Linked DNA regions of Homo sapiens: region 2 is linked to region 1. A link is an interaction called in ENCODE POLR2A ChIA-PET data of the cell type or tissue named here. Cell type or tissue: K562. All regions are shown on one strand. Links, peaks and the distances in the headings refer to the core of each region. The heading gives the core; the rest is flanking DNA. Region 1 holds the start of LOC124904536 (a long non-coding RNA gene). Region 2 overlaps OBSCN (obscurin, cytoskeletal calmodulin and titin-interacting RhoGEF).

Region 1 (2,909 bases), core at 133-2,632:
GCATAACCTTGCTTTAGGTGTGTTTTGTTTGAAGATACCTGGTTTAATACAGATTGCTGGTGCGTTCACGTGGTGCTCACGGCCTGGGGCACTGTAACTCCTGCTTATCTAACACGATCTTCACCAGGCTTGTCACGGCCTTCCTGCACCTAGACGCCAGACAGCACTTCAGCACTGTGCTGGGAGGCACCTTTAAACAGCGAAATCGCCCACAAAAAGCACAAACGTGGAAAATGTGGCACCAAATAGACCATTAAATGATGCTTCACAAGTCAAAAACCACAGGCAGGGCACAACCTTCTCCACCTGAGCTGGGAAGGAGTGCACTGGGCCACGCAGAGGTTCTCACTGTGCCTAAGTCCACAGACGACTCTGAACGCTCCCAGAGGATTGATTTCGGGGTTACAAATATATTTTATTGAACAGAATGCACAAATGACAATGGGGGATGGTGTCTGGGTTGCAGTATTTCTTCCTGTCGGCAGGATGTCCTCTAGTCCTCTTCACTGAGGCTTTCACAGAGCAAACGCTGTTAACATTTTGATGAGGTCCAGTTGATTAAATTTCCCTTTTATGGATCAAGCTTTAGGTGTCAGCTTTAAGAACTCTTTGCCTAGGCCTAGATTCTGACCATTTTCTTCTTCTTTTTTTTTTTTCTTGAGATGGAGTCTGGCTCTTGTCACCCAGGCTGGAGTACAACAGCGGCATGCTCTTGGCTCACTGCAACCTCCGCCTCCCGGGTTCAAGCGATTCTCCTGCCTCAGCCTCCTGAGTAGTTGGAATTAAACAGGTGCCCACCACCACAGCCCGGCAATTTTTGTATTTTTAGTAGAGATGGGGTTTCACCATGTTGGACAGGCTAGTCTCGAACTCCTGACCTCAGGTGATCTGCCCGTCTCGGCCTCCCCAAAGTGCCGGGATTACAGGCGTGAGCCACTGCACCCAGCCTCTTCTATGTTTTTTCTACAAGCTTTGTAGTTTTATATTTTCCATTTAAGCCTGTGATCCTTTTTTTTTCAGTTGATGCATATTTTTGGGGTACATGTTATAATTTAATACATTCATACAAGTTGTAGAGATCAAACCAGTATACTTGGGGTGTCTTCATCATCTGCACGATTTGCCTTTATGCTAGAAACATTTGAATTACTCTCTTATAGCTATTTGGAAATGTACAATTGATTATTGTAAAGTACAGTCACCCTACTGCTCTCTGAAACAGTAAGTCTTATTCTGTCAAATCATGTATTTGTACCCATTCATCAACTTCTCTTATCTCTACCTCCCCACCCTCCCTGGCCTCTGGGACCCACTAGTCCTCTCCATCTCCACGAGGTCCACTGTTTCAGCTCCCACGTGAAAGCGAGAACACACGAAGTTGTCTTTCTGTGTCCGGCTTATTTCACTCAACGTAAAGACCTCCAGTTCTGGGCTGGGCACAGTGGCTCATGCCTCTAATCCCAGCACTTTGGGAGGCTGAGGCGGGCAGATCACAAGGTCAGGAGATGGAGACCATCCTGGTTAACACGGTGAAACCCTATCTCTACTAAAAATACAAAAAATTAGCCGGGCATGGTGGCACACGCCTGTGGTCCCAGCTAATTAGGAGGCTGAGGCAGGAGAATCGCTTGAACCCGGGAGGTGGAGGTTGCAGTAAGCCGAGATCGTGCCACTGTAGTGGCACGATCTCGGCTTACTGTATCACTCTAGCCTGGGTGACAGAGTGAGACTCTGTCTCAAAAAAAAAAAAAAAAAAAAAGACCTTCAGTTCCATTCATGTTGCTGCTAGTGACAGGATTTCCTTCTTTTTTATGAGTGAATAATGTAGTATACATCCACTGAATATAAGTACCATATTTTCTTTTTGTTTGACCTGGAGGCTCACTCTATCATCCAGGCTGGAGTGCAATGGTGATCTCGGCTCACTGCAACCTCCACCTCCTGGGTTCAAGTAATTCTCCTACCTCAGCCTTCCGAGTAGCTGGGATTACAGGCACCTGCCACCATGCCCAGCTAATTTTGTATTTTTAGTAAAGACATGGTTTCACCATGTTGGCCTGGGTGGTCTCGAACTTCTGACCTGAGGTGATCCTCCCACCTCAGCCTCCCCAAGTGCTGGGATTATAGTTTCTTTATAATGTGTATATAATGATGTGTATAAATACCATATTTTTAGATATAAGCCATTTTCACTGCAGTGAGATGGTACTTTGGTATAGTTTTGATGTGCATTTTTCTGATGATCAGTGATGTTGAATATTTTTCTGTATACCTATTGGTCATTTGTATGTCTTCTTTTGAAGAATGTCTATTTGGATCTTTTGCCCATTTTTAAATCAGATTACTATATTTTTTTCCTGTTGAGTTGTTTGAGCTTCTTATATATTCTGATTATTACTCCCTTGTCTGATGGGTAGTTTGTAAATATTTTCTCCCATTCTGTGGGTTGTCTCTCCATTTTGTTTCCTTCGCTGTGCAGAAGCTTTTTAGCTTCTTGTTTGCTTTCGTTGCCTGTGCTTTTGAGATCTTACACAGGAAGCATTTGCCCACACCGATGTCCTGCAGAGTTTCTCCAATGTTTTCTTCTAGCAGTTTCATAATTTCAGTTCTTACATTTAAGTCTTTAATCCATTTCGAGTTGATTTTTGTATATGGTGAGAGATAGGGGTCTAGTTTCATTCTTCTGCATATGGATATCCAGTTTATTGAAGAGACTGTCTTTTCCCCAGTGTATGTTCTTGGCACCTTTGTCAAAGATGAGTTGGTTGTAAACGGTTGGATTTCTATCTGGGTTTTCTATTCTGTTTCAATTGGCCTATGTGTCTATTTTTATGCCAGTACCATGCTGTTTTGGTTATTATAACTCTGTAGTATAGTTTGAAGTCTGGTAATGTGATGCCTCCAGTTTT
Region 2 (2,909 bases), core at 161-2,660, 150 kb after region 1:
CTTCCTCCCAGAGGTGAGGGCTCAGGGCCAGGCTATGGGGCGCAGGCTGAGTCCTGATGCCATCCCCCTTCACAGCAGCTTCCTGCAGGAGTTGCAGCAGTGCGACACGGACGACGACGTGGCCATGTGCTTCATCAAGAACCAGGCGGCCTTTGAGCAGTACCTGGAGTTCCTGGTGGGGCGTGTGCAGGCTGAGTCGGTGGTCGTCAGCACGGCCATCCAGGAGTTCTACAAGGTGCCCATGCCTGAACTCATGGGCTCCTGAACCTCAGTGCCTGCCCTTGGCTCCCTTTGAAGGCTCACTGAGCCCAGGCGTCCTCCAAGGTTCATCCTGTTCTGCCCACATCAGAGCCTGCGCTCATCTTCCCCGACCTCGCCACTGCCCACAGCCTCCCTGCACCCCCCTTGGGCCTCAGTTCAGAAATGCGGGTGGAGCTGCTTTTGCAGCCCTGTGCTTCTGGGAAGGCCACTTCAGCAGCCCAAGTCCTGTGCTTGTCACCTGTCAGGAGGTGATGACAGCTGTCACCTGGGGTGTAGGCTGTGTGTGCACCCTGGGGACCCACCCTCCAGCTCTCAGGGACACAGCCATCAGTGGGCCTTGCACTCCTGCCCTAAAACCCACCCTCCTGGTTCCCACAGAAATACGCGGAGGAGGCCCTGTTGGCAGGGGACCCCTCTCAGCCCCCGCCACCACCTCTGCAGCACTACCTGGAGCAGCCAGTGGAGCGGGTGCAGCGCTACCAGGCCTTGCTGAAGGTGGGCACCACCTCCCCTGCCCCGCCTCCTCTGCCCAGGCTGGGTCTCTTGGGTTCCAGCCTGTGGAGCATTCTAAGCCCTGACCTTCGCCCCGGCCCCAGGAGCTGATCCGCAACAAGGCGCGGAACAGACAGAACTGCGCGCTGCTGGAGCAGGCCTATGCCGTGGTGTCTGCCCTGCCACAGCGCGCTGAGAACAAGCTGCACGTGTCCCTCATGGAGAACTACCCAGGCACCCTGCAGGCCCTGGGCGAGCCCATCCGCCAGGTTGGGGAGGGCCAGGGGCCGGGGCCGGGAGATGCATGTGATGTGGGTGGGTATTGGGGTGCTGGGGGCTTGTATCTGGGGCTGCCAGGAGGTGGCGGTGTGTGCATGAGTTGGGCAGAGCACTGGGTACCTGGGTGGCTGTGGGGCCTGCACCGCTGGGCAATCTGGCCCACCACAGGCTGACCGCAGCCCACACCCTCCCCCAGGGCCACTTCATCGTGTGGGAGGGTGCACCGGGGGCCCGCATGCCCTGGAAGGGCCACAACCGTCACGTGTTCCTCTTCCGCAACCACCTGGTAATCTGCAAGCCCCGGCGAGACTCCCGCACCGATACCGTCAGCTACGTGTTCCGGAACATGATGAAGGTCTGCAGGCTCTGGGCTGCTGGGCGGGGCTCCCTGTCCCTCAGCGCCGGGGTGGATGCCAGTGGCCACACCTGCAGCCGCTGGTCCAGGGTGGCCTGAATGTTTCCTCGTCGGGTCCCACATCTGTTGAGGATGGTCAGCCCGTGTCCCCCTCCCTGTGCTGACACCCTCCCCCACCCACAGCTGAGCAGCATCGACCTGAACGACCAGGTGGAGGGGGATGACCGCGCCTTCGAGGTGTGGCAGGAGCGGGAGGACTCGGTGCGCAAGTACCTGCTGCAGGCACGGACAGCCATTATCAAGAGCTCGTGGGTGAAGGAGATCTGTGGCATCCAGCAGCGTCTGGCCCTGCCTGTGTGGCGTGAGTGTCCACCTTCCCGGGGGCCCAGGTGGCTGAGCCAGGATGGGGCACCCGGCTGCAGCCGCACAGGTCCCTGCCTGGGTGGGTGTGAGGGGTGGGCTCGTTCCTGGGACAGACGGCTACAGCCTCATGGGGAGCCCCTGGGCTGGGTGTTGGGTTGGCCCTGATCCAAGGTCGGGGATACCATGGGGTCCCCAAGCTCAAGGCACCCATCCGGATCATGTCAGGGGCTGTGAAGGGTCTGGCAGCCCGGGGTCTGCTTCCTCAACCAGAACAGAATCTTCCCCCGAGCCCCCACTGCTCTCCATTTAACATGCACCTGCCTCACTCACCTGACTCCAGGTGGGGACCTTGGATGAGGGGTGACAAGGGACAGTCCCCATAGGGGCCACACCATCAGATGTGGGGCTCATGGTGCAGGGCAGGTGACCTGCCAGGTGCACCTGGGGGTGCCGCAGCCCGATGTCCCCCCACAGAGCACTCAGGGCTGTTGTGTGTCCTCAGGGCCCCCGGACTTTGAAGAGGAGCTGGCCGACTGCACAGCCGAGCTGGGTGAGACAGTCAAGCTGGCCTGCCGCGTGACGGGCACACCCAAGCCTGTCATCAGCTGGTACAAAGGTAAACCCCGGGGCCAGGGGCTGTGGCCTTCCTGTCCAGGATGCAGGCCCTGCAACAGAAAAGAGCTGCCCGAGAGAAACAGGCTGTGAGGGCTGGGGACCCAATATGGGATTTGGCTGGGAGTCTGGGGCATGGACAGGCCTTATATGTTCACTTGCCACCCGCCTTCCGAATCAAAGACAGCATGGTTGGGGACACGGAGATGCCGAGGCTTGGAGAGGAGGGAGTTCAGTGGGGGCACTCGGCTCTGCAAAGCTGCTAGTCCCATAGTCAGGGCTGATTGTGGCCAAAGGGCCCAGGTTAAATTAGCTGCCGGGAGAGCCACCTAGGGAAAGGTCCAGGCGGCACTATGCATGAACTTCCAGTTGTCCCCTCCTGGGGGGAATCATTTCTGCCAGTGACAGCACGTGACGACATGCACGGGATGGTGCCAACCAGGTGCTTCCCTGGCCATGGTGTCCAGGGTTTTGCAGGCTCAGCTGTGGAATCCTGGCTCACTGCTCTGTGGTGGGCCTTGGGCTCCAGCCCTTCTGGAGGCCAAGT

Evidence for each region. Peaks named below come from ENCODE experiments on the same cell type or tissue, not always from the same donor. Only the 100,000 strongest peaks of a DNase experiment are listed, where the experiment ranks them.
Region 2: POLR2A ChIA-PET joins it to region 1 with 6 read pairs; 3 of 35 experiments call an interaction of 5 or more read pairs at or near these places.

Annotation. Positions count from the first base shown.
Region 1 is chr1:228,185,597-228,188,505 of GRCh38, forward strand. It overlaps LOC124904536 (a long non-coding RNA gene), which reads left to right and starts at 2,100. Exons shown (of 2, transcript XR_007066917.1): 1 at 2,100-2,909. In K562, for the core only: no CTCF peak of the experiment used is centred there; no DNase peak of the experiment used is centred there.
Region 2 is chr1:228,339,867-228,342,775 of GRCh38, forward strand. It overlaps OBSCN (obscurin, cytoskeletal calmodulin and titin-interacting RhoGEF), which reads left to right. Exons shown (of 116, transcript NM_001386125.1): 81 at 79-235; 82 at 640-756; 83 at 858-1,022; 84 at 1,229-1,387; 85 at 1,571-1,748; 86 at 2,253-2,366. Among named protein-coding and RNA genes, the nearest start is that of TRIM11-AS1, 53 kb to the right of the region's middle. RefSeq lists an enhancer at 1,202-1,496. In K562, for the core only: a CTCF peak has its summit at 1,120 (motif pointing right); DNase peaks (open chromatin) are centred at 1,125 and 1,355; H3K4me3 peaks cover 342 bases.